Regions from separate parts of the Homo sapiens genome. Here regions 2, 3 and 4 are each linked to region 1. The links are chromatin loops, found by intact Hi-C in ENCODE. Cell type or tissue: A673. All regions are shown on one strand. Links, peaks and the distances in the headings refer to the core of each region. The heading gives the core; the rest is flanking DNA.

Evidence for each region. A loop is a pair of places that touch in the nucleus more often than their neighbours do. Peaks named below come from ENCODE experiments on the same cell type or tissue, not always from the same donor. Only the 100,000 strongest peaks of a DNase experiment are listed, where the experiment ranks them.
Region 2: a loop joins it to region 1, with 5 times the contacts of the local background. A loop is called at or near these places in 4 of 110 quality-filtered maps.
Region 3: it touches region 1 in a loop (4-fold over the local background); 2 of 110 quality-filtered maps call a loop at or near these places.
Region 4: it touches region 1 in a loop (5-fold over the local background); 4 of 110 quality-filtered maps call a loop at or near these places.

What each region holds. Positions count from the first base shown.
Region 1 is chr7:13,845,524-13,853,837 of GRCh38, reverse strand. No RefSeq gene overlaps it. Among named protein-coding and RNA genes, the nearest start is that of ETV1, 140 kb to the left of the region's middle. In A673, for the core only: no CTCF peak of the experiment used is centred there; DNase peaks (open chromatin) are centred at 1,947, 3,467 and 4,277; H3K4me3 peaks cover 526 bases; H3K27ac peaks cover 4,476 bases.
Region 2 is chr7:13,905,539-13,913,852 of GRCh38, reverse strand. It overlaps ETV1 (ETS variant transcription factor 1), which reads left to right. Exons shown (of 14, transcript NM_004956.5): 10 at 2,546-2,614; 11 at 4,153-4,221; 12 at 7,254-7,423. Among named protein-coding and RNA genes, the nearest start is that of ETV1, 80 kb to the left of the region's middle. In A673, for the core only: no CTCF peak of the experiment used is centred there; DNase peaks (open chromatin) are centred at 4,572 and 4,982; H3K27ac peaks cover 3,524 bases.
Region 3 is chr7:13,279,387-13,287,700 of GRCh38, reverse strand. No RefSeq gene overlaps it. Among named protein-coding and RNA genes, the nearest start is that of ARL4A, 600 kb to the right of the region's middle. In A673, for the core only: CTCF peaks have their summits at 5,162 (motif pointing left) and 7,662 (motif pointing left); DNase peaks (open chromatin) are centred at 5,140 and 7,630.
Region 4 is chr7:14,454,151-14,462,464 of GRCh38, reverse strand. The region is part of intron 21 of DGKB (diacylglycerol kinase beta); the gene reads left to right. Among named protein-coding and RNA genes, the nearest start is that of DGKB, 440 kb to the left of the region's middle. In A673, for the core only: a CTCF peak has its summit at 4,438 (motif pointing right); a DNase peak (open chromatin) is centred at 4,474; H3K4me3 peaks cover 317 bases.

The sequences.
Region 1 (8,314 bases), core at 65-8,064:
CCCCAAATCCTGGGTGAATCAGAAGTACATTTATCTCATTATCAATCTCATATCACTTAGTCTGTAACACTCATGTGGCACTTATTATTATCTGTTTGCTAGTTTAATCATCCGGCTTGGTTGGATTATCTGCTATTAACACAGCATCGTAATTGCTTTCTTTATCACAGAAAGAAGGTTGGAACTACATTTCTCAAAATTGCCTTTTCTGTAAGGCGCCAGGTTAGAGTTCATCAACATGAAACACTTGACTGAAATTTAGAATGTGAAGAGCAGTGGCTGTTATTCTTCTCAGGAAGAAGCAGCCAGACATATGGACAGACGTGACTTGCCCTGAAGCTCGGATGATTGTCTTAGTTTGCTGGGACTGCCAGAATAAAATGTCACAGACTGGGTGGCTTAAACAACAGGCATTTATTTCACATAGTTCTGGAGAGGGCCCTCTTCCTGGCTTACAGATGGCTGCCTTCTTTTTTTTGAGATGGAGTCTCACTCTGTCTCCCAGGCTGGAGTGCCGTGGCGAGATCTCGGCTCACTGCAAGCTCCGCCTCCCAGGTTCACGCCATTCTCCTGCCTCAGCCTCCCGAGTAGCTGGGACTACAGGCGCCCGCCATCACGCCGGCTAATTTTTTGTATTTTTAGTAGAGACGAGGCTTCACCGTGTTAGCCAGGATGGTCTTGATCTCCTGACTTTGTGATCCGCCCGTCTCAGCCTCCCAAAGCGCTGGGATTACAGGTGTGAGCCACCGCGCCCGGCCGGCTGCCTTCTTACTGCGTCCTCGCTTGCAAGAGAGGCAGAGAGCTCTGTTGTCTTAGGACACTAATCCCATCATGTGGGCCACACTCTCAAGATCTCATCTAAACCTAGTTATCTCCCAAAGGCCCTACGTTAAAAACCATCACATTGCGGTGTTAGGTCTTCAACATGTGAATTTTGAGGGCACACACCGCATCCATAGCAGCTGAGATGATGACTGAGAACATTCCAGAGAGTCTTGAGAATTACATCACCTTTTGGGAGAGTTTTTGAGAACCATCCCTTCGGTGCTTTCATTTGAGATTGAACGTAGCAATTTTCCTGACCTTAGCTCCCCACCCCTCCCTATGATTGTTTAAATCTTTAGTTTCGTGGATTGAAATCCTTCAAACTTAGAATGCAGGGGGTAACTTTTGTTTTTATTAACTGAACTCTGATGGCTACATGAATCTTTCATAATTTAGAATTAGGATGTCCTATTGGAGTAACTATTTCTGTTGAATGTACAGCTTGTTCTATTCCAGCTTCTTGCCAACCCACACCTCTCGTTGTACCTCCTCTCTGTGACTAAGCAGATTGTTACCACATTTGCTGCTGGGTAAGGCAATCAAAGTCAATTTAACCTTGAGAACATTTGACACTTTGGCTGGAATCTCTCAGCGTAGTGGTTAACATATGTTGGCCTTAAAAGTACAGAAATGAGACTCCACTACTGTGATTTGTGCTATGGATACACTGTCTGTGTCTTCCATATTTTCTACTCAGCAATCAGCACCCCACTTCATAGCTAGCATCCTGAAATGTGTCAATCGCAAAATGGATTTTCCCTTGCCCTAGAAGGGAATCCCCATATAAGAATCTGAAGATACCTGGATGGCTTGAAAGCAGATGGGAAAAATATTGAAAGGAGAAATATTGGACTTCTTGCTTCAGTCAAAACATGATATTTCTAGCATCGCACTCTGGATCCTGACTGATGTTGTGAGAATGTCCTTCACAGATCTCTTGGACTCCTGCATGTCTTGCCAGTATGCCATGAATGCAAGGCACTGACTGCTCTTTAAGGGAACCATTTCCCAGGGCTGTGTTTACAGAGAGCATCCTCAGGGGATTAGGTAATGTCTTCATGACAAGCAGCAGGCTTGCTTACTGCTTACTGTGAAAATTGTAGATCTCCTAGGTGCAGTATTCCTCCTCTGTAACACAATCCACTGTGCATCTATCCGGGCATTGTGCGCCACCCCCATGGACTTGGGAGGGGGCAGCAAGAGAAATCGACACAAACATGTTGATGCTTATGCTGCTTGCTGTGCCATGCATGATTAATGAAGTCCTTTGTCTCAAAACCAGGAGTCTCCTGTCTCCTGCCAGTATCTATGAAGCAGAAACAGGCAAACTTATTAGTTTTAAGCAGGATAAAATCAAATTCCAGACCTGACAACTGGGGCACACAATTTGCATCTCACATACTAAAGAGGGGCACCCAGTTCCATGCTTTCTTTTTCTGTTAGGTGATGAGCTTCATGAAGACAGAAATTTCGATTTTATTTTATCCACTTTTGTAAGCCCAATAGCTTTATATATTTTGCAACTGTATCAGCACTCATTAAATATTTACTGAATAAATTAATGAAAGGTATGAATACATCTTGCTTTCAACACCTTGAAACATTCATTAGAATACCACAAAATCTCTGTGGAAATATAGATTAACATCCTTTATCTCTGAAATTCTGATTTTGTAATTTTGATTTTTTTAAATGTGAGAATGAAAGTTACTTTGTGAAGTAACTTGTAAGTTACAGGTTCTCAATATTAATCACCTACTTCTCTATCCCTTATTTCCAAATCATTCATTTTTTTAAAACAAACTATAAGCAATCTCTGGTGTCTGGATTTTTTTTTTATATTAAGAATTTCAACTTAATAATGCTCACAGATAGCTGCAGTTTCCTTAAAAGATTCTGACTCTCCTGGTAAGATCTCTGTGGAATAAAATCAGGCGTTTATAAGATGAGTTCAAGGAACTATTACTTCTCTTGCTTTCTTAAAGTAAAAGCATCATCGCTATCAACTACTATTAACTGAGAACTTTATATCTTGAATGGCATGGATGCTACCTCTTCTTTACCATTTCTGCATTATCATGCCGTTGGAATACAACTATCTTTAACTTTGTAAGTTATGATTCTTACAGTAATACAGTAACCGTATACGTTGTGAGTTTTCAGATTGATTTTTTTTTTCCCCAGACAGCCCAAAGACCCCCTGTAATTATCCCCAGAAATTCAGCAATTACGTATCACTGGAAGCTCCTGGTGCCCTCTGAAGCCTAATTGCCACCCAGTCTCTGATTCCACAGCTGGGAGTCATGGTTTCATGGCTCTGCCTTGGAGAGGCTGGCAGAAAGCCAGTAAAAGTAAACCAGTAGGTAGGTAAGAGTCAAGTGAAATGGGCCAACATGGTGGAGTTTGCCAACCTCTGAAGTAAGAGCTTAGCTCTTTGGTTTTGGAATGGCAGAATACATTTTGGTTTTAATTTTCTAATTTGTGGTTAAAAATGCCTCAAGATTTAGTCAAGGATTAATCCTGTGGTTTAACTTCCTTTTTCCTGGGGGTATGAAATGTTTGAGTCAAGCCACCAACCCATATCCCAGCAAATGAAACCTATTTGCATTTCTCATGTGTGTAAGCCTAGTAAATGTTGATTGCTTCCAGCTCACTGACACAGCAGCAGTGTGCTTTCCATTTTGTTACCAAATAATCAAACCTCAAACAGGCACTGTCTCTGGGCTTAACAGGAAGCATGACTCACACCTCTAACCACGAGAAGGCGAAACAGCAGTGATGCACTTAACTTGTTTAAAATGCTTGTTAGCATCAACTTTGTAACATACATTAGAAACAGTGGTCTTCCCAGCACAGTCTCTCCTGCCGAGCATGGTTAGGGGCTGAAGGGTAATTTTACTTCAATAAGAGAGTGTGTGAAATAACATACCGTGTTCTAATGGGCCCGGCAGAAGAACCCCACCATACGGATTTTATAATTATAGATTTATTTTTCTGCATCTCTGCTTATGTATCAGGATCTTTTTCCAGTCGAAATGCAAGAAAACTCCACAACCAAACAACAACCACCACCACAAGCACCACAAAAATACACCTCACATTGGCTTAAACAATACAGCTAATATTTCGTTAGTGGACTTTAGACAATATTTGAAGATCAGGCTTGTGCTCTGTATTCTCTAATTATCTCAGGCATTTTTCTCTTTCTTTCTTTTTTTCTTTCCTTCCTTCCTTCTTTCCTTTCTTTCCTTTTCCTTTTCCTTCCTTCCTTCCTTCCTTCCTTCCTTCCTTCCTTCCTTCCTTCCTTTCTTTCTTTCTCTTTTTCTTTTCTTTCACTGTTGCTGTTTGCTTGTTTTGTCATAGTAAGAAAATGGCCGCAGTGGTGTCAGGGTTCCTATCTCTAACCACAAGATCTGGAATAATAGAGCTTTTTATCTTTATTCAACTACTGAATAAAAGTATTAGGCTTTACTGATTAGACAAAATTAGGTCATTCACATCCCTGCCTCTGAACTAACTACTAATCACTGTGGACAATGTAGGGCTTAGGCCTGTACCCCTGACCATCCTGAACCTGTGAAAGCAAAGGCAGTTTACTGGATGAGGCCGCTTAGCCCTCTCCCATCACCCCCCAGAGATAAGAGAGGGCTTGTCCTGCCAAAGTCAGCTAAATCCAGGACACAACAGCATGGCAGTGACATGGTGATTCCAGGGAGGAAAGCCACAATGTCACTATACTGTGCAACCCAGTATTGGCCTAAATTGTGGAGCTTTATGTTGGTGACTCCAATGTTAGCAAAATTATCTTTGTGATTTTGCCAAATCTCCTAATCTGATTCCTCAGTTGTACGTCCATTTTCCTTTTACAGTGGATATTTCCTACAGAACTACTCCTGGGCTTTAGCTGTGTGTGTGTGTGTGTGTGTGTGTGTGTGTGTCTGTTTTAAATTTGAATCCAGTTTATGCAACCTCATTCCAACACCAAAAATAATTCAGTCACTTAAATGCCATATGGAATAAATAAATGTTTCAAAACAAATCAAACTTAATTCCCTGTAAAAATCCTCAGCATTGGTTACTCTGATTAAATATGTAAGGCCAGCAAAGGCCCAGGCTATTGGCAGGCTTATAAAGGAGAAATGAAAGGAATTAGAAAGCAAGAGACTAAAGTCACTTTATGAATTGATGAAGTGATGGCAGGAATGTTATTTTTATAATTTCTCAGAATAAAAAAAAAATACGGGTTTGCTGCCGAAAATTGGCTGGTGATCAGAGCCTGCCGAGTCACGCCAGGGCACATGCACTGTGTACGTGAGGGAGTAGATCATCCAGACTCTCATATTAGAAAATAACCAAAATTGGAGGGAAATCTTACCACTCAGTTCTATTCAATTCAAGAAACAAATATTGATTAAGCACTCTGGGAGAAGGGAGAGATTGAGTGTGTCATCAAGGAGCTTACTATATTTTAAAGGAATGATATAATTATCTAACAGTTAAAAAATTAAAAACACAAGTCACAAGTCTCATTTTAGAAGAAGGAGTTGATAGAGGTTGTCAGTAGTGATATCTACCCTGTATAAGGAAATTAATCAAATAAGATATCTGTGATTTTATGTTCTCAAAAGAAATAAAAGAGCAAGCTGTGAGTTAAACTTTATAATTTTAAGTTTACTGATAAAGTCAAAGAAGAAGAGAAAGAATTATTTATATTTCTCAAAATCTCTGTTCCTAAATGGCACAGCCAACATAAAAAATGGAGTTTTATATGAAACTAAAATATGTCACTTTTTCCCACACCATGTGGCTTCCTTAGGTGTCTTCTCTGGGTTAAGAGTTTGAACATCTTGGTCAAACATCAAAGTCAGATAGAAGTGAAGGAAAACTAAAGTCGTCGCCTCCAGGGAGATGTCATTGTGGAATGAATCTCTGGCCAGATTTTAATAACCTAAGAAAAGGAAATCTATGTTTGTAAATTGTATACATAAAATTTTGTTTTTCCTGTACCATCCTACAGGGAAAGAAATTAATCAATTTCTATGTCAAGATAAAAAGGGAGATCATTCAATATTTCTCCTGCAAACAGTTGTTAGCTTTGTGTTAGTCACCAGAGAAATGAAGTTCACTAAGACACAGTTGCTATCCTCAAGTATTTTATAATCAAATACTATAAACAAATTTATAACCAATTAAAATACAATGGGAAAAGTACTATAAAACAAATATTTATAATTCCTGTGAGAACAGAGATGAAATGGAAGAGAGGGACATTGTAGGATCAGGGAGATACACAGATGGTTATATTGAGGATTGAAGAAAGTACTCAGCTGAAAAGAGAAGGTAGAAGAGAATTCAGGCTGGAGACACTCCACAAAGATATAGAAAGAGCATTTCACCTTGGCTAAATTTAAGCACCCAGTAGGTTGAGATATGATTTAATTTGGCTATTTTTTTCTGCATGTCAATTATGAAACGCATCTAAACATTTTTGAATATGCATACCCAAGATAAGTGTATTTCTGTAGTTATCACTGCTGTTACTGTTGTAAATATAGGCAAAACTCAACCTGTGTCTAATTAAAAAATGAACAACAGCAATAATAATAGTAATAACAATAATTGCTACCATGTATTGATCAAGGAACTTTCTTCCAAACTATTTTAAATGCTTTTTGTGAATTAACTCATATACCCTTTGAAACAACCATATGGAATAGATACTACTATTAATCCTTTTTTTATTAATGAGAAAAATGCAGGTGTAAACACACATATTAAATTTTTCTACCCACACTCCATAGATCATCTTGCACACAAGAACTCTCTGCAGTAGATGTTATAGAGACCAGGTGCAATTATTATAGAGACAAGGTGTGGTAGTGACACGCAGGGCCCTGGTTGAGTATCTTGATGAATATTAGAGGTGCTTGAAAGTGCATGTGTTTGTGTGTGTATATGTGTGTGTTTAAGCATGGCAAGAGTCGGTATTAAATGTCAATGAACATTCTTTCCTGCCTTTGGTTTTTCATAAAGTGGTTTTTATTTTCAGTCCTATAATTAAACAGGTAACCTCTCTGGATCTTTATTATCTCTTTACTAACCTTGACCTTTATCTATTGCAGAATAAGGATGGTATTAGGGAGAAGAGATTTATTGGGTGCCAGAAACTGCAAGGGATAAAAAAGTAATTTCTTTTTCACCCATTGCTAGGTTCATGTGAAAAAAGCATGTGAATTTATTTAATGTAAGTTTTACATGACATGGGAGCCTTTGTAAATGAAGACCCAAGGAAACAGGAAAACCTATATATTTTTATGCTAGGTTTGATGAAGCGTGAATAGTTGCTTAGAAGTATAAATGAACAAAGTATGATCTAATGGTAATAAAGTAGGGGAATTTCGCAAGATCTTCTGCTTCAGATTCTTCTTCATGTCCCTGTGTCCTCAGAGGTAAAGACATTACTTTCCTCTGGGAATAAGGAGGGCATCTCTGGAATGAGGATCTTATGATTCACTCAGAGGAAGTTTAGATAATAATAATTATTATTTTTTTGAGACGGAGTTCCACTCTTTTTGCCCAGGCTGGAGTGCAATGGCGTGATCTTGGCTCACTCCAACCTCCACCTCCCGGGTTCAAATGATTCTCCTGCCTCAGCCTCCCGAGTGGCTGGGATTACAGGTGTGCACCACCACACCAGACTAATTTTGTATTTTTAGTAGAGATGGTTTTTCACCATGTTGGCCAGGCTGGTCTTGAATCCTGACCTCAGGTGATCAGCCCACCTCGGCCTCCCAGAGTGCTGGGATTACAGGCCACCATGCTCGGCCAGATAATACTTTTATGGCTTCCATCAGGGGACAAGTGTGGGAGAATGTGAGAGTGGCCTTTCTGCTTCTGCTGTTTTCTCAGATGCTGAGGTATCGTGTTTGGGGTATCATGTCGGGAACCCTATCAATAATAAGAGTTTCCTCATTATCTAAAATCAATGTTCTGTTCTGGTGCTTAAGATCATTTATATGGTATTTCTTAAAACCAATGACTTCATAAAGCTTCTAAAGTTGCAATTAATTAACTGGGCAACTGTGTTGTTTTTCTTATTTATTTTTCAAAATAACATTTTTTTCAAATCATATATTTGTGACATTTTCAATGTAGAAAATTCGAGGGAAAAGAAAAACATGATGAAAACATCATGACTGTACTTTCCCTCATCCAAAGAAAATATTTTGGACGTGATGTACTTCCGTTATTAAAGTATTGTTATCATTTCTAGACAGGTTTAGTCCTTCAATTAAGATCTCATTCTATCTCCTTATCCCTTCTATAGCTGCACACATTTTCTTTACATGTGGCAATTTAGTTTAATCTTTGCCAGATTTAAATACAGTAATGTAGCCAGATTTCACTTAAGACTACTTATTGATATCTAAATAAGTGAAAATTTCCAGCCCTTTGTGAGAAAATTTCTCATAATTTCCTTTGAAAGCCA
Region 2 (8,314 bases), core at 300-8,299, 60 kb before region 1:
CTACTGGAGAGTCTGGCTTAAACCTTATAAGTTTATAATGAATTTTATTGTATTTTAGATATCATAGATTAATAGATAGATTTGTGAAAAATATTCCAAAATAGATACACTAATAATCAACAAATCAGTCATCTCATATAATTTAAGAACAGCAGAGTAAGATAACAAATGTAACTTATTTAGATATATAATTATTTTTAGTTTTAAGTACTGTGGTTAAAGTACTCAGTTTAAATACTTGTGAGGATCACTTAAAAATAGTGTTATTAATAATAAGTCCCATATGGTGAATTCTTACAGTGTGCAGATACTGTGCGAAATGTTGCACATAACTTACTCCACGTGGTCCTCCCAACAACCCTTTTAAGGATGTCATTATTATTATTATTCCCACTTTACAGATGAGGAAGTTGGGAGTTAGAGATGTTAAATAACAACAAAATGTCATACTCCCATGCAATGTCAGAACTGAGATTCAAAATCAGTTCTATCAGATGACAAGGTGCCTGTTTATAACCATTGTGCTGTACTTGTACTAATGATCCTTAAACTATAATCTGTGGATGCATAATAGGACAGTGTGAATATGCTGTCATCTTAATATTTTTGCATGAGTTAAACTACAGCTTGTTACGGTTGTTGAACTTTGTACATTTTATTCGTGAAGAAACAGAACTGAATGCATATGCAATGCCTCCTTCCTCTGCCACAAAACATTTGCCTTTGAAGTCGCCGCTTAGCTAGTTTGGATCATAGTCAAGCATTTAACAAAAGTTAAAATGTAATGCCAAACTTCATTGGTTGGATTTTTTATTAGATAAGGTAGAAATGAAAGCAGCAGGCAATTTAATTAGCAGTAATTTTTCTGGGCAAGTCATTACTTTGATGAACTTCAGAGCAATGTTTATGGCTCCTAATTAACCATGTTAGTCATTTGATTGAATAATCACTTTGGAAATGTTTCTACAATTTGATTAGAGTCTGACCCACTCTGATAGTCATAAATTAACTGATATCACTTAAGGATAACATGACTTTACTTACTTTATGGGGATAATCTCCCCTTAGCCATATTTTTTCAGGCTTCTCTGGACTGTATAAAGGACACCAATTTTAAGTATAGACCAGATTTAAACAATGCTAGCCAAGTGTATCCATTTTAAGAGCTAGATGTTAATTTTATTTACACTAGAGTATAAATAGTAACAGCAATTGGCAAAAACACAGTCGTATTCCATATATTTCTAAATTGCCATCCATTGCTTTTTTGAGTTCACAAGTTGGGCCTTTGGAAGTGTAATGGAGATTCTGGCATTAACCTTATTATATGTTATTAATTTATTATGAATTTTAAATCAGTATATCTTAAATATCATAGATTAGAATTTATTAAGAATGTTATAAAGTAAATATAGCAATAAACAAATCAGCCATTTGAATAGAGATGGTATTAGTGAAATTATCCATCAGATCTCAAATTTGATGTCAAATATCTAGTTTTCCAGGGTTATGCTAATTTTGTCATATGTTAAAACACTTTTATAAGGTGTTCTTTGACATTAAATAGTGAATTTCTCAGAAATGTTTGCACTTCCTTTCTCCCTCCTTTTCTCCCACTCTGGGAAGGAAAGACTGCATTTAGTCACACTTATATGTAATAGAGTTTAGCCTATCTGTTTTCCTCTGGCTGCCTCCAGAGTCAGCCAGCTGTTTTTATAGCCGCAATCCAGGTGTGCAGCAGTCAATAAAAGTATTTTGTGGCAGGGTGTCAACATTAGTTCAACAAAATGCTTGCCTCAAAGCAGCTGCTGAGCTGATGGCAGAGTTATTAACACTGTCCCTTCCAGTCCCAGCTGCTTTAAGGGACCTTACGTCTGGGAATAAATCAAAATAGCATTAAAAATTAATTTGAAGTACCATTGGTTAAGAAGTTGGGCTAAAATGGATTGCTAACTATTTGGTAACCCAAAAGATTAACTATACTGCAACCCTATTATAAATGCAGATATCAGGAAACAGTGTTAACTCTGTCTTTTATATGGTCAGAATTATATGCTTCATAATACTTCATATGAAGAAGGCATAGTATAATAGCATAATAAAACTTTTGATAATACATTTTACAGTATTTTCAACTTGAAAGCTTCTAAATATTTCCAATGTTGCTATATTCATAGAATGCTATGGGATTATACAAATTTATTTGCTAAATGTCCTGATGCATATTTAAAACTTGTGACCCTGTTTCAAGGACACCATCTCATTCATGTGGGTTGCTGTTTGAGCTGACTTTTAGCAAGGTTTATTTGGGTAAAACTTTGAATTCACCTTCCTATTCAAGAGAATCAGCATTCACCAAGATATATACTCTTCATTCTTTCATTTCATGTGTGGGCCCTGCCTGAAATGTTGATTATATGTTGACATGTTCCCCACATTGGAACCTGTGTCCGTTTCTGTATCTTCTCTGTCTGCACCCTGTCCATTGATAACCGCAGCGTTTCAGCTCCAGACTCTTTTTGACCAATATTGTTTCCTCTTTCAGAAGTGCCTAGCTGCCACTCCATTTATATGAGGCAAGAAGGCTTCCTGGCTCATCCCAGCAGAACAGAAGTTAAGTTGTCCACCACTGAAATTCCGTGTAAATACCGTTCAGAATAATCAGACATCCCAAATATGACGTCATTTAATTAATCATTATATTATTTGGGAAAAATCATTTATGTTCCCTAAGCAATTGTTTTAAGACTATCTCCAAAGTAAAAAGAAGATGTTTCAAGTAGTGGTATCTTGTTGTTAACATGAGTCATATGCGTAGAAACAACTGAAAAGTGGATTTCTGTGTTCTTTTTTGCCAACAACCACATCCTTTTAAAATAGAACATATGCTTTATAGATTAGCCCACTTTACTACTACTGAAATGTATCTTTGAGGAATATTTGGTTTTGCTTTTACAGACCTAGTCATAGTTTTGGAGTAAAATGCCATCGATTTAAAGGTTTTCACCTTTAAATGTTCTGGATTTTATATTTTTGGACAAATAATTTATATGAATGAGATTTCACATAGGAGGCCTAGAGAAAGAGTTTTCTCATAGACAGGCTTGTGGTAACCGTGGTAGGAAAGCTTTGCCTGTAAAGGACTTTGATACCTAAAAAGTAATGGTAAAAATGATTTCGTCTGGATATAATCCTCAATAAAGGATTTCTGAAATATGTGCATGGTTCCTAACCTAAACACTCTACATCTCTTTAATAGGATTGACTTGGATGCATTCTTTTAGGCTAGGTCTAATATTGGTTATTTTGTGTAAATGATATTAGTAGAATTTTAAAGGGTAGTATGAGATGGTAAATGTAAAATATTTGAAATTAAAAGTTTTGCACAAATGCAATGTAATTATTGTTGCTTCTGTTGTTAGTATTATATACCCACCATAAAGACCAATACATTTGAGAAATAAAAGTAAACTCTATGAAATTTATTCCTGGTAATCACAGATAGCAACAACGAAAGTTCACAGTGAAGGATATTTGAGAGAGGACATTATTATGAAAAGCTGTTGATTTATTTTGCATTTTTTTCTGTGGACTTACCTTACAGCAAAAAAAAAAAAAAAAAAAGGGAAACTTTTTTTTTCCTCTTATCTTGCTAATTGAGTACAGGAAGGTTAACCCATCTAAATATTTTTACAAGAAAGTAAGAGGATAAAATAAATCTGTCTCAGAGCATCAGACTAATAATATAATGTGAATACCAGTAATTCACCTTGCTTTCTCACTTTTTCATTGAACAATAAAATTTAGATGAATCTAAAAAAGGAGACGATACGTTATAAATCCTTGCCAATGTTTAGGTGAGCTCTGGCTTGAGTTAACAATGTAAATAACTAACTTTTATATTTCACTGTGTACTAGGCATCACTCTAAACTACAGCAACCCTATAACATGATAAGTGGTGTTACTGTCATCCCATTTAATAGATGAGGAAACTGAGGCACAGAGGTTAAATAATGTGTCCAGGGCTCAAGGAACTGAAAGGTGGTGGCAGAGTCATTTTCTATCACAATTTTTATGTTAAATGGTTATATTTTAAGTGTTTGTGAGCTTCATTTCTATCATGAATAAATGTATTCCTTTTTCATCCACAGGCTGTATGTTTGAAAAGGGCCCCAGGCAGTTTTATGATGACACCTGTGTTGTCCCAGAAAAATTCGATGGTAGGTTTTACACTTTGCCTCAAGTTCTGATTTTTTTAAAGATGGAGTGATTACCTTCGCTTCTTCTGAAAACAGTGGACATCCCTACTTAAAGATTCCTATGCACATAATTCATCATGCACTTAATTTTAGCCAACGTTGACCTATTACAATTTATCTCTTCCTTGCCCCAGTAGGAAACCTTTTCTTTTGTGTTAGGAGGGAGTTCATTTTTGGAGAAATAGACAAAGAGCATCATTCTTGCTGAGCTTTGTGTAGCGTAAGAGGGGGCTTTCCATTGCCCTGCTGAGCACATGCAGCTTGTTATTCGAGATTTATTGAAAGCTGATCCTGTAATTAACAAAGCAGAGCAGAAAACGTGCTGCTGTGGATGGACCGATGACTAACGCGGCCTCTCTTCTTTCATTGTTCATGGAAAGATGCATTATGGAACACAGGAACAACATAACTGCCCATTTAGTTAGTGATTGTTAGTCCCTTTTTTTTTTTTTTTTTAACTGGGGAAGATGTATGTTACTAATGTAGCATGACTTTGTAATTGCTTAAAAGGGAGTTAGGAAAGCATTACCTTTTTAATATCACTTGCTATTGCAATGCAGAGGTCTCAGATGTTAGAAAAGGGTGTCAAGTTAAATTGAATTTTTTTTTTGACAAAGGTGACAAAAGTTGGCATCTTGAGGAAGCTTGGGTAAAAAGTAAACAGTTAATTGATTTAGTGGTTCTTCAGAGTGGTTTTCATATTTCCTGCTTTGATCGTTTGACAGGAAACCAGCAGGGGCCCTGTGATTCACTGATTGCACAAACTTTGGGGGTCATGGCTATAATGACTTGGGTGCTCTCTGAAGTTTTAAATTGTCATTATTTAAACAGCAATGTACATGCTCAGATTGCTTTTCAATTTCTAATTAGTTGCTTGGAGACTACCCCATGTTCCCGAGCTTTGTGCTACCCTTACCCTTCTCAGAAGGGCTGGTAAGTCTAGGGAAGATCTGCTTCTTTATCCTCCTTTAGATTTCTAAATTCATTCAAGGTCAAAAAAAAAATTATAGGAATCACATTTTTGGTTTTATTCTACAACAGATGTTAGCTTTAAGCTTTGCATTTCAGAGGGGTGAGCCGTACTATTTAGCAACATTAGCAGAGCATCAGCATTCTTAAAATATAGCATTTTCTCTTAGACAAAGTATATAAAGCCTCTTACTCTTGGAATGACCTTCATTAGTTTCTTTCGTGTTTGGTGAGCTTCATATTTGCAGAGATCTTGAAAATTAGTAAGGGCATATAAGAAAGAAAAATATCTCAAAATTATGGACAGAATTACAATATAATCTGACAGGCCAAAGTCACACTAATATTTAGGGAACAAGCTGCCTTGATTATTTATTCCCTTCGACTTTTAAATACTCTTCAATTTTACACTAATAAAACATTTTTTGGAAGATAGTATTTGCCTTGTATTTTATAAGTAATGTAGAACAAGAAGAAAGAAAAATGAGGGGGTTATTTTTTCACTGTACATGGTCAGTGTGATCAGTCACATTTATAGGCAGAAGCAATATAGAGACTATAAAATGTAACAGTGTTTCACTCTATCTGCATAATTACTCAGTTACTCCCATAAAAAAAACATTGTAAATCTCAGAAGGAAAAACTGAGATAAATAAAACTGTCATTGAAATCGATATGAAGATACACTTCTATATTATCATGTTAAGACCAAAACAACATAATGATTTTAGCAGCTATTGACTCACACATTTTATATTTTGGTTTAGGTTTTTCAAATGTTGCCCTTTCTGTAATTATTTTAAGAGGTATATGTCTCTCTACTGACCATAGGTAAGTTTTAGAAAGTGTGCAATTTGGTCTATTTTATAATGCACACTTAGTATGACTACATAGGCTTAGATATATTTTGTCTGGATTGTTTCTTTAGCGGAGAAGAGCAATTTATGCACTAACAATGACATACTTGCAGGGCCCTAGACACTCAATCCCCAATGTGAGCAGTTCCACCTATTTTTGAGACATGTGGCTGGAGATGGAAGTAAATAATCAGAAGTCATGAAACTTTGTATTTTTTTTTGTAAAATTAATATAACTGACCAGATTTATACCAGAAGCATTGCAACATGAACACCTTTATTGCTGTGCTCTATTTAACAGATTTTTACACTAGATATGAATATCAAATAAATATAACACAAACTTTTTGTGCTTAAAAATACATACTTACAGAAATCTCTCGTGCATGCATTTTTAAATTGGACTTTTAGAAAAAACAATAGCAAGTTAAATTCAAGTGAGTGAAGTACAAGCAAGAGATAAAGAAAAATGAGAGAGAATTTTTGTTACCAGTTGAAAAAGTAGTAGCTTTAATAGGAAGGTATATGATGCGGTGAAGGAAGGGTAGTACTACGATAATGCAGTATGCCCTGAATTACCCACAAGATTTTCCTTATTTATATAAAGTGAAGATTACTTAACTCAGTTTAGGATACTATTAAATTTGCTTTGAAATATTTGCATTAAAATTTTCAATAGTTTTTCATGAGCAGGTCAATAAGATATTTATAAATTATAGTTTGCAGAATTTAATTTGTATGAATCAAATGCCCAGAGCTTAAGATTGATTATTCCCTCTTCAGTGTTGCCTAGAGCAGTGGGTAATAGCATTAACAATAAAAGCAAAGAAGTCTGATTAGATACGATGGTTTTTAAAGAAATCAATTTAAAAAAAAAGATAGTTCCACAATATTTTTGTAAGTAAATGATGTGTGTCATTCATATTGACACAGGATTTATTCTGCACCTGTGTTATATATAGTTATCTGTAAGTTCGTACAGCTTGCTCATTTATATTCAACCATTTAACTATTTTAAATTCCTCTTTAATGGTAATAATATATTTCATAAATGCCCATAAAGTGGTTGATTGTGGTTTAACCATATTAGTGATTGATTTAATGTACATTTTATGTAAGATAGCATAGTATTGCTAATAATAGAAACTTAAAAATGTTTTAATTTAGGAGACATCAAACAAGAGCCAGGAATGTATCGGGAAGGACCCACATACCAACGGCGAGGATCACTTCAGCTCTGGCAGTTTTTGGTAGCTCTTCTGGATGACCCTTCAAATTCTCATTTTATTGCCTGGACTGGTCGAGGCATGGAATTTAAACTGATTGAGCCTGAAGAGGTTAGTTTAATAGATTTTAATTAGGACACTCAGACATGTTATAACATAAAGAAACTGACACATTTGATTAATATACCAAAAATGTATTCTTAATCATTTCAAGACTTTAGGGAAACTTTCTGAATTAAAAAGCATGCAAAGATAAAACATGTCTACCTTTAAAATCACCAATGTATTGCGTGTTCCTTCCGGTTGTATACAATCCTACAAAATTGATGTTGGAGAAAATTAACCAGAGCATGCTTTGCACCTTTATTTAAGAATGTCTGGCTTCAGGGTTTCTAAAGGAGCATCTGAATTAGAGAAAAGAGGCAGGAGGGAGGTTTTATGGTCCTTAGGAGAGAGGAACGATGTCTGCAAAAGTCAACTGGTTGGGGGATGGGTGAATTATTCTTTCAAATTAGCAATCATTATTTGGACAACTTGGATTTTGTCATGAGGGTTGGAGAGGAGCATTTAGAGGCCAAAGTTATGTTCAAAAGAAGATTGGGGAAAAACAGCTGTGGCGGATAAAGGGATGCAAGGGCAACAGTGGAAAATTCTCAGCCCTTAAGTGTCTCTTACAAGACACAGGCCTGGTAGAAACATTTTCCTTTGTCCGTGACACTTGTTCCAAGTCAGCTGGACTGGCATACTCCATTGGAAGGTTGGGATGAAGTTTAAAATGTTGCCATAGCACATAAAAAATTACTAAAATAAGAAGAGCCTGGACAGAGATAATACTGTACAGAGAAATGGAGGACACCTTCAACTAACTTCAATTGTCCCCTCCTTCCCACTCCCCACATACAAATGGAGTATTTCCATGAAGAATTTCTCAGTTCAGTTTTTATTCTTCCCAGAACTAGCTTTAGGCTTAAGGCTACTATTGTTCCTGTAGCATAACTCATC
Region 3 (8,314 bases), core at 297-8,296, 570 kb after region 1:
AAAATTCCTTCCTTTTTTCTTTCTTGCTTTCTTTCTGGCTTTCTGACTTTAAATCTTACTTTCCAACTCTCCTGCATTCTTTTTTCCTTTCGTTAAACTCAGTGTTGCTCATGGCTGTTATAATCAATTTCCTTTTTAAGTAAATTTCATACCCATCTATGACAGTAAGTTGTCAGATATGTGGAGGCACACTAACTAGATCGTCTTAAAGCTCATTAATGCTCAGTAATAGCCTGTTCTATTATGCTGAAGGTCAGCCATGAGAAAGAGTAACAATAAAGATAACTAGTGCTTAAAAGAAACCAGCTTAGAAATAAAAGTTCTATATAAATATCATTGCTGTGTTGCACATAAATAGTCCTTATCCAATACAATGAAATGTCATCCTCATCTATTGACATCATTCCTTTGAAACCATTCACATACCTACCATAAGAGAATGATTGTTTATCTGCTTGATTCATTGGTGCGAATGTTTCTTAGCCCACACAGAGGTCAGACTCTGCTGTGTGGTTTCAGAGATTGGTTGAAAATATAACTCAGTGCATGCATTAGAAAAAGAAAATCAGAACATTAAACCACTTGTTTTACCATCTCTGATCCCCCTGAGGCTCAGTGACATTTGGTACATTTATCTTCCTTGTTAAAAGCAGATTCTCTAACTCCTTGTAGCGGGTGGAGGAAAGATGTAGCAGAATGTTTACAATAAGGCGTATAAATCTGTTACACGTGTGTATGTCTGAGGAAAGGGAAGGTCATTGTTTAAATTTCACTTTACTTCCTCATTTTTGGTGAAATTTTTCTCTAGTGCTCTGCAAATTAAATGTCTCAGAGGACTTTTTATAAAAGAAATAAAGAAAAAAATAAAAAGCAGAAGCAGGGTATACAGAAAGCAGAAAACCATAATGAGGTAATAGAAAACACAATCTTTACAAAATAAAGACATCACACATACTGCTTTTCGGGAGTTTCATTCCTTAAGTTTTTGGTTCATACTTGTTTGCACTTTAATTTTATACGTATTGTTGTAAATTCTTATACTTTGTGGGACTGGCTTGTACTAGGAAAAGTCAATGACAGAGATACTGCCTCTTCTTAGAAATGTTGCATTGTTTTGGGTTAGTGGAGTGACTGGTAACCTTGTCTTTCAAATTTAAGGATGTTGTTTTTCTCATTTTTAATTCTTCAGTGCATTTTGTATATTCTTATCATAAAGGAATGGTACAGAAATTTTGACTGGGCCATGTTTTTTCTTCCTTTATGAGTTTAAATGCATACGAATCTGTATTTTTCTCTTTCTCCTATCTACTTAAATAACTATGCTCTCTTCTTAGGGGCTTTCAAATTTCATTGATTTCTCCCTCACTTGCTTTCTGCATATAAATATAACCATGTTTTAATTTAAGGAACAGCCTATCTACTATATAGCCCTCACCCACTATTTCTCTCTTTTTATTCACATTCAACCGCTTAAAGGAATCCTCATGACTTCCTCAAATCTGATTCTTTCTAGGCTCTCTCTCATTAATTCAATTTATGTCATCAACTGTTTTTGGGTATGTATATGCTATTTGGCAGTAATTCTGTAAATCAAATAACCATGATATAATTTTTTTTTTTAAGACAGAGTTTTGCTCTTTGTTGCCCAGGCTGGAGTGCAGTGCCGCCATCTTGGCTCACTGAAACCTCCGCCTCCCGGGTTCAAGCGATTCTCCTGTCTCAGCCTCCCGAGCAGCTGGGATTACAGGCACCCACCACCATGCCGGGCTAATTTTTGTATTTTTAGTAGAGAGGGGTTTTCACCATGTTGGCCAGGTTGGTCTCCAACTCCTGACCTCAGGTGATCTGCCCGCCTTGGCCTCCCAAAGTGCTGGGATTACAGGAGTGAGCTACTGTGCCAAGCCAGCATGGCATAATTCTTGACCACACAGAAGGTTCAGACATACAAACAGAAAATTTCAATAAAATAAGATAAAACCATGGAACAGTGGTTCTCAACCTTGGCTGTGTATTAGCATCACTTTGGAAGCTTTTAAGATCCCAATGCTAAGGCAGTAAACTAGTCCAATTAATAGAAAATTATTTTGTATGGGGGCCAGATATCCTTTCATGATTCAGCAAAGTTGAGAACCATTGTTGTAAATGCATGCATAGGAAGCTAAAGGAACACATGGGAAAATATTGCAAGTCAACTAGAGTGAGTTAGAAACCCCAGAAGAGGTGGTATCTGCACAGAGCTTTGTAGATTGAGTTGGTCAATTAAAGGTTTGAGCAAAGGACCTTTGGAATAAAAACTGTACAAGCTACAGATGATGTATAACATTATGTGCTGTTAGGCACTTGTATCAGTCATCCTAGACTGTAATATCTGAGGCATAACATGGAAGAATAGGAGGCTTGGAAAAAATGACAGGGACTTTTACGAAAGAGAGCAATGGGAATGGGAAAATCTGAATTAGAATTCTACCTCTTCACAAATTTAAAGTGATGATTTAACAAAGTCTTCAATATAGTCACCAAAGAACGAAAAGGAGCTGTTCTGGTTCTCGGACATTTTATTGACTTTCAACATCATATGGACTCTCTTCCCGACTATCCCTTCCCTGAAAAGTCTTATTACAGACATGAATGGGACACTCCTAATTTTTAAGTTCCCTACATTTCCGAAACTTTCATATCCAGTCTTTATTAAGTTGGTGTATGTTTCCAAAGTGGGGCTGTGGAACTGCTTAATTTATTTCAGATGAAACAACATTTAGATAGTGCTATATAAACAAAGAAACAAACTTTCTTGTACATTCTTAATACCACTTCAAATGGGAGGAAGATTCATTGTTGACTTGAGAGGTAAGTTTCTTTTCTTCTGAGTTTAATTTTGAATAACAAAATAAAACAATTAAATTAGTGGAATAAAAATGTTTGCAGTCATGAAGTGTTTGACTGAGACAGTCACAAAATAATCCATTTAAAGTTGGCTTTTCTGTATTTGAGCCATTAGTCATCTCACTAAATTACAGACAGAACTGCATAGGTGAGGGGAAAAAAAACTAACATGTCACCTATTTTTCTGCTGCAAGCAAATGTAATAGGTATTGTATTGCTTTATTTTAGCACTTCCTAACATGAAGTAAGTGTACACAGGAATAAAACTAAAAGGTTGAAATCCAATTTTACCGTTGTATTTCTTGAATTACTAACAGTACTTTTAGTATGGGTTACTACATTCCAACTTCTGTCAAAATTCTAGCAGTCAAGGACCATTCAGTATTTCAGGGAATCTTGATAAGGATAAATCTATTAGGAGGGAGAAGGCTCAGGTGGCTGGAAGCCATCCCTGTAAGTGATAAACATGGCACCTTGAATAAATAAAGCTTGATTGTGGATTTGACAAGGTCTATGTGTTGATTCTCAGGTAGAAACATCTGCATTTTTAGGGCATTCTGAATGTTTACCTGTTCATTAAACAAGTACCCATTAGCTTTTTCTCTATTATAGATCATGTAAAAGGCACTGGGGATACAGCAATGAGAAAATGAAGAATAAGAACAATAATTACTCATGCAATTAGAACAGTATCACTTGCTATTACTGCTGAGAGTATCCCTAATCATCTATTTACTGAACTGTTACTAAGATTCTACTTTGGACTATGCTTTGTATTGGGCACAGATGCTACAATGGCAGACAAGGTCTAAACCCTACTGGGAAGAAGGTATGTGGCCTAATGTAAGGTTTCCAGGCCTGAATATCCTGAGAAACCCATAAGATTTATTAAATTGTAATATTTACAGTTCTACCCAAGGTATTTGTATTAAAAGAAAATAAAAATGTAAAAAAAAATTCCAGATGATTCTGACAAACTGCTAATTGTGAAATCGTTCTCTAGTCTAACAACACAAGAAAATACTAAATGCTATCCTCTTACAGAACTTTGACATTTGGAAAACATTTACCCTCATATACTTGGGCTTTTGTATGTGTTATTCCACTTGGCAAATGCAGAGTGTCCATTTTCCTGAGCAATAATATAAAATCAACATAAAATAATAAAACATCATTTTAATGTAATTTAGTTTATTAAGGCTTTATTTTTGTACTTGTGTTCTTCAACATTCCAATTTTATTTTTAATGTAGAGGCTATTGATGGTATTTACTAGAGAGATAATCATGGCAATCAACTCGACTCTGCCATATACATATGGTGTTATGCTTGTAGAACATTGAATTTTCTTGGCAAAAGTTACTTTCCCATTCTTGGACAATAACACTGGAAAAACTGCCCCAAAATTCAGCATTGTCCTTGGCACCTAAACTCAATCACTGCCCATCTATTCATAGAGATTCTTCTTTTACTTTTGTCCTGTATAAATTAGTTGCCAATATGGCCCCTCAAGATAAACGCTTGACTAAGAGGGCCAGAATTACATCTTAAAAGAGTTATCTATATTTTGATATATCAAGTTATTGCCATTTGTTGACATAATTTTATGTAATTTCTATAATTTCAGTCATCATAAGGCTGCCTGCCGTAGCATAACATTTTCCTGCCTAATTTTGACTAGTCGAGGGATGAGCAAGCATATTTAAAATAGCTATGTTACTATCCACATAGATCACTGATGTCAAAGTCCAGAATAATTTGCTTAAAAGCTGGAAATTAAGAAATGTGAAGCCATTATTTCAAGTTTGCTAGATCAAAAAAATTTTCATGATAGTGTTAACCCAGGTGCCATTTGAAACAGTTTGGCTAACGATCTTCTTAAGAGTTAAAAACGAAACAAAGTGACTTCATTGGAGTTTAATCCTATCCTTTGATTGCTGGATGCTATATTAATTTTTTCACCAGTTCAGCTGTTCCAATGTAACAAATTGGCTTTATCTTCATTGGTCAGCTTCTTCCTGTAATTCAGACAACTTAATGGATTTTAGTTCTAAATAGAGTATGGTTTGTTTCTGAGTATTAATTTCAACTTTAGTTATTGTGCAAATTATGCCCTAACTTAAAATTGAACCACATTGACCACTAAAACAGAAAAGTCTAATATATGACCCAAATTAACAAATTTTGCCCAGACAGCAAAGTTAAGTTGGCTTGATTTCCTCATTCTCATATACTATTTCACAAAGCATGTTCTCCATCTAGTGGCTGGAAAGCTCAGAGGACAAGCTTATCTCATTATTACTAATTCACTATATATTTATATATCTTTATAAGAATAAACAAATCACATATATATGACAATTGAGTTTTTATTCTTGCCTTCTACACTATTATAGGGGACAGGACAAGGATTCGGTTTTATTAACTTTACATTAACTGAGACCTTCAACATGACAAGACAAACAATTTTTTAATTGCTTGAAATAAGACTGAGAAAGAATACAGTAAGTAGATTTCTGCAGAGTATAAAATAACATAAATGTCATGTATAATTGTTAGTAAGTGCTTGTTTTTATTATGGAACCAAATCAGGTAACAGAATCCTGGATTATAAAAGGTATCTCTTGGAATCTATGTTCTTGGCTATATTTCTAATCAATTATTTGTTTATTGGGTCTGGTACTTTCTACTGGATCCACATTATGAGCAAGAACAGCTCATTTTTCCTTTCTCTACAGTTACTAATGAAATGTTCCTTTCCATTTCATCACACTACTTCAGCTCTCATTTTCTGCTAGTTGTCATGTTCTTGGAGTAGTTCTTATCCCAGAAAAAGAAAAAAAAACTTTAATCAGTAAAAATACTAAATACTATCAAAGATCATAAGAGGATATTTTATACATATATGCATGTCTATTTTTTTAACTGGAAATTTCAAAGGTTTTCCTTGACCTTGGTGAGTGCTGCTTTGGTAAAACGAATGCCTTGGGGAACTAAGTCAACTCCGAAAGAGCTGAAAATCTTCCCTCACAACACCAGAGAGGAATATTTTAGAATCAGAAGTATGTTAGGATTCATGTTCTTGTATTTGCCCATTTTACAGATGACATAGATGGAGCTAGCCCAGAGTAGTAAAAGGATGAAGTTGAGGTAAAGTAGGCTTCAGAATAAGATGTGTTCAAATACTCCATCTGCCACTGGCCAGCTCTGTTATCCCAGGCCAGTGACTTAAACCTGCAGAGCCATGGTTTCTGTTCCATAAAATGTGAGTACTATTACCTGAAGTGTAGGGTCATTATTAAGATGAAGCAAGACACAGACAGACAGACAGACAGACAGACAGACAGATGATTGATAGACAGATGATAGATAAATCGATAGCTATTATAAACACTTGGGACATGTAGCTGGCAATCTATCATCTATCTATCTATCTCAAGAGTTTATTATAGTGCCTGGTACATAACAGAATTTTTTAAAACGTAAGGTTAATTACATAGTAAGTTAAAATGAAAGACCTAGGTCTTGAACCTGTCTTAAGCCCAGATTTTCCATCATGCCACATGGTTATACATTGATCTTTTAAAGACTTAATGATAAAATGGTATTCATGAAGCTGAGTGAAGAAAGTGCTTTATAGCAATTGCTGACTTAATAAACTGATGTCTCTAAAAGTTAAATGATGAGAAAATTAAATATAGCTTCAGCAATTAAATAATTTTTTTTCCACATAGCCTAAAATCTGGCAATTAAAAAAATAATTGTTATATTTATAACTATAAAACTATAATTATACTTCTGTAGATATGTAGTATAGCTTATATATTTCTAGAGTATGTGAAAAATGCATCAGAACACCTCTCTCTCCCTCTTTCTCTCAATACCTCATTAGATAAGTTTCCATGTTAAATAAGTAGTTTCCTCAAGAAAAAATGTAAAAATGATATTTAATAATTAGCAGACATATAGAACAGTGAGAAGGACTATTAAAGAAACACATGGATTTTTTTTTTTCTATTTTAACCAGGTTTTGCTCGCTATACTACTCAATGTCATCAGGTAATGAGCACTCCCACACTTCTTTTAGGTAAATGACAAACTGGAAGCACAATCCAATGCATGTATTCATTTTACTAACATAAGTATATCTAATAATAATTAACACTAATGAAATGGATTCAAATATTTCAGTAAAAAATTACAGACATCTCACAGAGCTATCGCAAAATACAAATGTTTCCCAACAGATTTCTTCTCACTTTGACAAATCTTTGTTCTTCATATCTTTGTCTTCAAAGTCAATAAACATCTTTCTAATTGAAAGGGCTTTTTTTTTTTTTTTTTTTTTTTTTTTGGAAATCAAGGCCTATAATATGTAAGTATGGACATACACATGAAAAAAATGTAAAAAAAAAGACAACTTATTAAAAGATTCATCAAGGAATTTTATATTTTTTCTGTGAATTAGAAAAATATACAGTTCTTGAAAAATGACGCATGAGGACTCACATGTACACTACCTTAGTGCTTAACATTTGCCTAATTTCTGTCTCATTTTCTAAGTTCACTATTAAAACTGAATGAGGGTTCTAACATTCTAAAATAAACTAATATTGTACTTCTCCTTAAATATTTAGAGCTCTTTTTGTAAAATTACTTTTTTAACAACTATAATACATTAAAGCTCTGAGTATAAAATTTCACTAAGGCCATATCAAAAATTTCAGGGACCTGTTGCTAATAATTTATAAACTTATAAAAGCCAATCTCGCCATCTAGTGGTTATAGATGAGAAATATGAATTAAAAGATTGAAAGTAACCGTTTCTATTTTAAGACATTTCAAATTAGCCAAACATATTTACTTGTGCAGTTTTTTAAAAGGTACAAAAACAATTCAGTAGAGAAAAGATAATCTTATCAACAAATGATGTTGGATAGATTATATTCCATTGGCAAACAAAAAGAATATTAGCCTATACCTCACAAATTAAACAACAACAAAAAAGCCCCTGAAAAAAATAGATTAAAACACAAACACTAAAAGTTGTAGGAAAAAATGGGACATAATTTTAGAGATTTAGGGATAAGCAAAAATTCTTAGATGACACCAAAAGCTTGATCCATAAAAGGAAAAACTGAAACGTTAAACCTTGTAATTAGAAACCTTTGCTCTGTGAAAGACAGAGGATGTTTCATTCGTTAAGAGGATGAAAAAAAAGCTACCTACAGACTGAGAGAAAATAGTTTCAAAACACATACTGGAGAAAGGAGTAGCATTTAAAAAATATGAAAACTCAAGTAAAAAAACAAATAATTTAATAGAAAATGAGCAAAAGATATGAACAGCCACTTCACTGATGAGAATATGGAAATGGAAAATAAGTACATAGGAAGATATTCAATATTATTTTCCATTAAGGAAATACAGAT
Region 4 (8,314 bases), core at 70-8,069, 610 kb before region 1:
CTATTATTGGTGTATAGGAATGCTTGTGATTTTTGCACATTGATTTTTTTCTCCTGAGACTGCTGAAGTTGCTTATCAGCTTAAGGAGATTTGGGGCTGAGATGATGGGGTTTTCTAAATATACAGTCATGTCATCTGCAAACAGAGACAATTTGACTTCCTCTCTTCCTATTTGAATACCCTTTATTTCTTTCTCTTGCCTGATTGCCCTGGCCAGAACTTCCAATACTATATTGAATAGGAGTGGTGAGAGAGGGCATCCTTGTCTTGTGCCAGTTTTCAAAGGGAATAGTTCCAGCTTTTGCCCATTCAGTAGGATATTGGCTGTGGGTTTGTCATAAATAGCTCTTATTATTTTGAGATACATTCCATCAATACCCAGTTTATTGAGAGTTTTTAGCGTGAAGGGCTGTTGAATTTTATCAAAGGCCTTTTCTGCATCTATTGAGATAATCATGTGGGTTTTGTCCTTGGTTCTGTTTATGTGATGGATTACAGTTACTGATTTGCATATGTTGAACCAGCCTTGCATCCCAGGGATGAGGTCAAGGTGATCGTTGCAGATAAGCTTTTTGACGTCCTGCTGGATTTGCTTTGCCAGTATTTTACTGAGGATTTTTTCATCAGTGTTCATCAGGGATATTGGCCTGAAATTTTCTTTTTTTGTTGTGTCTCTGCCAGGTTTTGGTATCAGGATGATGCTGGCCTCATAAAATGAGTTAGGGAGGAGTCCCTTTTTTTCTATCACCTGGAATAGTTTCAGAAGGCATGATACCAACTCCTCTTCATACCTCTGGTAGAATTCGGCTGTGAATCTGTCTGGTCCTAGGCTTTTTTTTGGTTTGTAGGCTATTAATTACAGCCTCAGTTACAGAACTTGTTATTGGTCTATTCAGGGATTCGACTTCTTCCTGGTTTAGTCTTGGGAGGGTGTATGTGTCCAGGAATTTATCCGTTTCTTCTAGATTTTCTAGTTTATTTACATAGTGGTATTTATAGTATTCTCTGATGGTAGTTTGTATTTCTGTGAGATCAGTGCTGATATCCCCTTTACCATTTTTTACTCTGTCTATTTGATTCTTCTCTCTTTTCTTTATTCATCTGGCTAGTGGTCTATTTTGTTTATCTTTAAAAAAAAAAAACAGCTCCTGGATTCATTGATTTTTTGAAGGGTTTTTGTGTATGTGTGTCTCTATCTCCTTCAGTTCTGCTCTCATCTTAGCTATTTCTTGTCTTCTGCTAGCTTTTGAATGTGTTTGCTCTTGCTGCTCCAGTGCTTTTAATTGTGATGTTAGGGTGTTGATTTTAGACCTTTCCTGCTCTTTCCTGTGGGCATTCAGTGCTATAAGTTTCCCTGTAAACAATGCTTTAGCTGAGTCCCAGAAATTCTGGTACATTGTGTCTTTGTTCTAATTGATTTCAAAGAAATTATTTATTTCTGCCTTAATTTGCTTTTTTACCCCGTACTCATTCAGGATCTGGTTGTTCAATTTCCCTGTAGTTGTGTAGTTTTGGGTGAGTTTCTTAATCATGAGTTTTAATTTGATTGCACTGTGGTCTGAGAGACTGTTATGATTTCCGTTCTTTTGCATGTGCTGAGGAATGTTTTACTTCCAATTATGTGGTCAGTTTTAGAATAAGTGTGATGTGGTGCTGAGAAGAATGTATTTCTGTTGATTTGGGGTGGAGAATTCTGTAGATGTCTATTAGGTCCACTTGGTCTGGAGCTGAGTTCAAGTCCTGAATACTCTTGTTAATTTCCTGTCTTGTTGATCTGTCTGATATTGACAGTGGGGTGTTCAAGTCTCCCATTATTATTGTGTGGGAGTCTAAGTCTCTTTGTAGGTCTCTAAGAGCTTGCTTTATGAATCTGCGTCCCCCTGTATTGGATGCATATATATTTAGGAGAGTTAGCTCTTCTTGGTGGATTGATTCCTTTACCATTATGTCATGCCCTTCTTTGTCTTTTTTTATCTTTGTTGATTTAAAGTCTGTTTTATCAGAGACTAGGATTGCAATCCCTGGTTTTTTTTTTCTTTGCTTTCCATTTGCTTGGTAAATCTTCCTCCATCCCTTTATTTTGAGCCTATGTGTGTCTTTGCATGTGAGGTGGGTCTCCTGAATACAGCACACCAATGGGTCTTGACTCTTTATCCAATTTGCCAGCCTGTGTCTTTTGATTAGGGCATTTCCCCCATTTACATTTAAGGTTAATATTGTTATGTGTGAATTTGATCCTGTCATGATAATGCTAGCTTGATATTTTGCCTGTTAGTTGATGCAGTTTCTTCATAGCATTGATGGTCTTTACAATTTGGTATGCTTTTGCATTGGCTGGTACCAGTTTTTCCTTTCCATATTTAGTGCTTTCTTCAGGAGCTCTTATAAGGCAGGCCTGGTGGTGACAAAATCTCTCAGCATTTGCTTGCCTGTAAAGTATTTTATTTCTCCTTCCCTTACGAAGCTTAGTTTGCCTGGATATGGAATTCTGGGTTGAAAATTCATTTCTTTAAGAATGTTGATTATTGGCCCCCCTCTCTCTTCTGGCTTGTAGGGTTTCTGCAGAGAGATCTGCTGTTAGTCTGATAGGGTTCCCTTTGTGGGTAACCTCACCTGTCTCTCTGGCTGCCCTTAACATTTTTTCCTTCATTTCAACCTTGGTGAATCTGAAGATTATGTGTCTTGGGGTTGCTCTTCTCAACGAGTATCTTTGTGGTGTTCTCCGTATTTCCTGAATTTGAATGTTGGCCTGTCTTGCTAGGTTGGTGAAGTTCTTCTGGATAATATCCTGAAGAGTGTTTTTCAACTTGGTCTCCCTGTCACTTTCATGTACACCATTCAAACGTAGGTTTGGTCTTTTTACATAGTCCCGCATTTCTTGGAGGCTTTGTTCATTCCTTTTCATTCTTTTTTCTCTAATCTTGTCTTCATGCTTTCTTTTGTTAAGTTGATCTTCAGTCTCTGATATCCTTTCTTCCACTTGATCAGTTCAACTACTGATACTTGCGTATGCTTCACGAAGTTCTTGTGCTGTGTTTTTCAGCTCCATCAGGTCATTTATGTTCTTCTCTAAACTGGTTATTTTAGTTAGCAATTCATCTAACCTTTTTTCAAGGTTCTTTGCTTCCTTGCATTGGGTTAGAACATGCTCTTCAGAGCCAGCAAGCAGGAAGGTTTAAGTTGCTGAAGCTGCACCCACAGCTACCCCTTCCCCCGGGTGCTCTGCTCCAGGGAGATTGGAGTTTTATCTACAAGCCTCTGACTAGGGCTGCTGCCTTTCTTTCAGAGATGCCTTGCCCAGAGAGGAGGAATTGAGAGAGGCAGTCTGGCTACAGCGGCTTTGCCAAGCTGCGGTGGGCTCTGTCCAGTTTGAACTTCCCAGTGGCTTTGTTTACACTGTGAGGGTAAAACCGCCTACTCAAGCTTCAGTAATGGCGGACGCCCCTCCCCCCACCAAGCTGGAGCATCCCAGGTTGACTTCAGACTGCTGTGCTGACAGCGAGAATTTCAAGCCAGTGGATCTTAGCTTGCTGGGCTCTGTGGGGATGGGATCCCCTGAGCTAAACCACTTGGCTCCCTGGCTTCAGCTCCCTTTCCAGGAGAGTGAACGGTTCTGTCTTGCTGGTATTCCAGGCGCCACCAGGGTATGAAAACAAATCCTGCAGCTAGCTCGTTGTCTGCCCAAACAAATGGCAGCCCAATTTTGTACTTGAAACCCATGGCCCTGGTGGTGTAGGCACTGGAGTGAATATCCTGGTGTGCAGGTTGCAAAGACTGTGGGAAAAGCTTAGTATCTGGGCCGGGATGCACCATCCCTCATGGCACAGTCCCTCAGGGCTTCCCTTGGCTATGGGAGGGAGTTCTCTGACCCCTTGTGCTTCCTGGGTGAGGCAACGCCCTACCCTGCTTCGGCTCACCCTCTGTGGGCTGCACCCACTGTCTAACCAGTCCAAATGAGAGGAGCTGGGTGCCTCAGTTGGAAATGCAGAAATCACCCACCTTCTGCATTGATTTCGCTGGGAGCTGCAGACAGGAGCTGTTCCTACTCAGCCATCTTGCCAGCCACCGCTGGGCACACTATATTATTAACGATTAGTTTTATCAGAGGTATTTATTCAGAATTTATTTAAATTTAAATTATTTAACTTATTTTATTTATTGTTACACTATTTTATCAGATGGTTCACTTATTATGTAGTCATAAGAATTTATTAAATTTTTAATTTAAATTTTAAAAGAAATTTGGGGATCTAATTTTATTGTGATCCTCACATAAATATTCAGGTGGTTAGAATACCTGAAATCGAATTAAAATTTAAATTTTTAGAAGGCTTCCCATAGATTCCTAATTCCAGAAAGAGAAAGAATCTTTAGAGCATCGTTTTTTTTAATCAAGGCTTGAAGATTCTTGATTTAAAGACGTTGAAGAATCTAACCAGCAGAGGGCGCTAGCCCACATGCACTCAGCCTTGCCGCACTTCCCGCAATCCAGAGAACACTGGATGAGTCCTTCCCTATTAAGCATACTGGCAAAGTCATTGTTTTGATTTGTGTTGCGTTGCCGGGACTTAGATTTTTTACACCAGTAGTCCTTCTCATGTAGATGTATACAATTCTTTTAACCAAGTGTAATTTGAGTTATATTTGAATGTCAGCCGGCATACTTGAGAGTCTGTTGTAAATGCTAAAATGTTAGCAATCTGTCATAGGAGGTCAAAGGGCATCTGTGTACCTTAGTCCAGCCTACTAATTAAGGAGCTTTTGATCCCATTTGATGAACAAGACAAGTTTTAATCTCACGTGGAAGGGACTTTGCTTCAGACCAACTAAAAGTCAAAGTGTTGATGTTCTTTCTTAATTGCAGCATTGGAAATTAAATAAATGCAAAATGTCTGAAATAATTTGCTAGTTGGAACTGAGATCAGTCTTTAAAAAAATCTTTTTTATTTATAAGTAATTCAGTTTAGAAATAATAGCTTTAATATAGCAATTAATAGCAAGAATATTATTTTTTAAAGTTTCCAAAATGCAAGCAATACTATATTTACTTTAAGAGCATTTTAACAAATCTTGTGTATTTTAGGTGCCTTTATTACCGTAATTTTAATAACTTTACCCAGTTAGATAAGAAAATAAGGAAACCAGTTTTAGCATGTGCCAGCTCTTTATTGTACAGAAATTAATGGCAGGTGTCCATTTTAGGTAATTACTTAATAATATCAACTAATTGTTAATAACGCAGTCCTTTTTACATACCCTCTTTACTAGTGCACTATGATATCATATTATTTTAACATGCGGCATACTTTTTAACTTGTGTACAATTAAATATATGATGTATCTGTGTGGTGACTGAAGACTTTATTTGACAAAGCTGATATGAAATATATTTGCTTCTTATCTCTTGAAAAGCAGTTAATGCTGTCATTTCTACTTTATGATTCAGCACAGTGAAAGTGTAGGAAACTGTTGAAAAACCTGTGGGAAGTTAATTTTAATGTGTAATAGTATGAGAGGGGTCCTATCTCTTTTCTTCATTCTGTAAAGCTTATAACAAAGATGATGATTATTTAAGCAAGTGACAAACTGTCCCACTGATAGGATACATTAATTTGCCTGCAAAGCTGTTCCTTGTCCTCTATAAGAAGGTGATAATTAGGTTTTCAGGTTAGAAAAAAATCATGTCAATTATGTAGATGCTTGTTAAAATATATTTAATTCTTTATATAAACTTGAAACAATTACAAATGGTAAAATATTTTTGTGTAAACTTTTAAGTGAATACAGCTAATATATCAAATTAATATTAAGTTAGCACAACTCTTGGGAAGACAAACAATTGGAAAAATAATGTAAGAAGTGATTAACTTCTCAGGTAAAGCATTAGGTTTTGCTAGAACATCTACCTAATAAAACATCACTTATTCATAGCATGATTTAATTTCTTCATTTGACCACACTGAGTGCAATTTCATCTTTGAAAAGTCACATAGGATTGTTTTGTGCAGGTATATTAACATCCTCAAATTCTAATGATGTTGAAAGCTTGAGTTACCACTAGGTACTGCCAATGATTATGTTTTTTAGCTTATATTATACAGAATTAACTTCACTCTACATCTGAGTGCCTAAAAGAGTACTACAGGTTCAGCAGCTCTTATGTGAAATGCTTGGGATCCTAACTATTTCAGATTTCAGACTTTTTTATATTTTGGGATATTTCCATATACATAATGAGGTATTTTGGTGATATGACCCAAGTCTATCACAAAACACAAAACTCACTTATGTTTCATATATACCTTATACACATAACCTGAAAATAATTTCATGCAATATTCTTAATAATATTGTGCATGGAACAGAGTTTGAGTTAAGTACTTACGTGTTGAATTTTCCACATGTGGCATCCCGTTGGCCCTCAAAAATTTTAGATTTTGTAACATTTCGGATTTTGGATTTTTGGATTAGAAATGCTAAACCTGTATACGGTGTATACATTTTAAATAGTGAAGGCACAAATTCAACAGTGAAGGCACAAATTTATAAACACAAAACACTAGTGACTTTTTAAAGGAAGACGCTTTCATTGCCTTGGAGTTGATTTTAGCCCGTTGTCTTAAAGTTCTTAAACCCAATCTTTTCTAGCTTTAAATAACCAAAGGTAATTTCCTCTTCTTAAAAATTTCAGGGTATTAAAAACTTTCTTATATCTATTTCCTGAACCAAGTTGAAGAATGTTCAGTGCACATTCATTTAAAATACCTTTAAATGTTCCGACTCAATTACTTTTAATAGAGTGGAGAATGTTTGCTGTTTCTCAGAGTGCACAGCCAGAAAGGTTGGGTTTTAGTTAGAAAACATAGAAAATTACTTCCTGTGCAAAGGTACTCTCTAGAGAAATATAAGTAACCAGAAAACCCTACTGAAGACCAGTATATGTACTGGAAATGTCATGTAATTTCTTTGCACTTGTTGTGAACAGAATAATGGCATAAATAATGTTATGGTAAGACATTGACAAGATAAAATAAAAAGAGATTTTTGTTGATAATATGCAAAAATGCCACATCTGTTTTTATTCATTCTGCACTTATTTCTTTGAGGGAGCATTTCTACAGCTGTGAAAACCTAGGGAGTTTTTTACAAAACAATTTTAACAAATGTTCATGATTCCACACCAATGAAATGCATTTTAATTCCATTCAGAATGTTCCAAGCTCTCTAGCAGATAACCAGTAATAAAATTCATATTGAAGTTATGTCTGTGATTTTTAACTTCACTGCTCAAATGGTATAAGCAAGTTTTCCTGGTTGTCATAAAGAAATACAGAGAATTCTAAACAGAGTTTATAGAAAATTAAAAAGTATATTGATGGTTGGGAAGTTCAAACGTGATATTGGGTTCCATAGATAACCAGGAGACACTTCTGATGTCATATGAAAAAGACAAACCTTCGGTTCTATCTGTGTCTGAATTCTACTTCTGCCTCTTACCAGTTCTGAAGCCTAGGGTAAATTATTTAGAATTTAGTAGCATCCATTTCATCACCTATGAGAGTAGAATAGTGATTCTTAGTTCTCAGGATTGTTATACTATTAAATTAAATTGAATAATACATGTCATGTTAGCTAGAGTAATACCATTTCTTTTGTTTTTATTCCCATCAGAATTTACTATCAAAACTATCATGTGACTCAAGTGTATGCAGGATATTGATGCTATAATGCAGGGGTCCAGTAACTCTCTGGGATTTACAAAGATGTGTCAGAAATATTAGGTGATTCTTAGAAAGTGAAAAATGGAGTTGAAAGTTCATTGAAAGCTTTATTATTTAAAAGTTAACGTGCATCTGATAGCAATCATATATGATTTCTATATAATGCAAAGATCGTGTCACATAATCACAAGAGCACAAAATTTAGATTTAAAAGCCATATTATAATTCCTGAACGTGGAAGCTACCTTTGTAAATTGGAATGGTTTTCTTAAGACAATCTCACAGAGTTACTGCAACTATTGAACATGAATGTTTGTAAAAACATAGGCTACTAAATAATTGCCTTAAAATGTGTTTGCAGTCAAAATCCTAGTCAATAAAAGAACATAGGTCTGCTAGAGACATACAGGAAATACCATAGAATTAAGTGATTTTTTAAAATAGGGAAGTATTTTCAAATTAGAAGTGGATCAATGGGTACAAAAATATACTTAGATAGATGGAATAAGTTGTAGTATTCAATACTACAGTAGGAAAAGTATAGTTAACAATAATGTGTGGTATATTTCAAAACAGGTAGAAGAGAAGAAGTG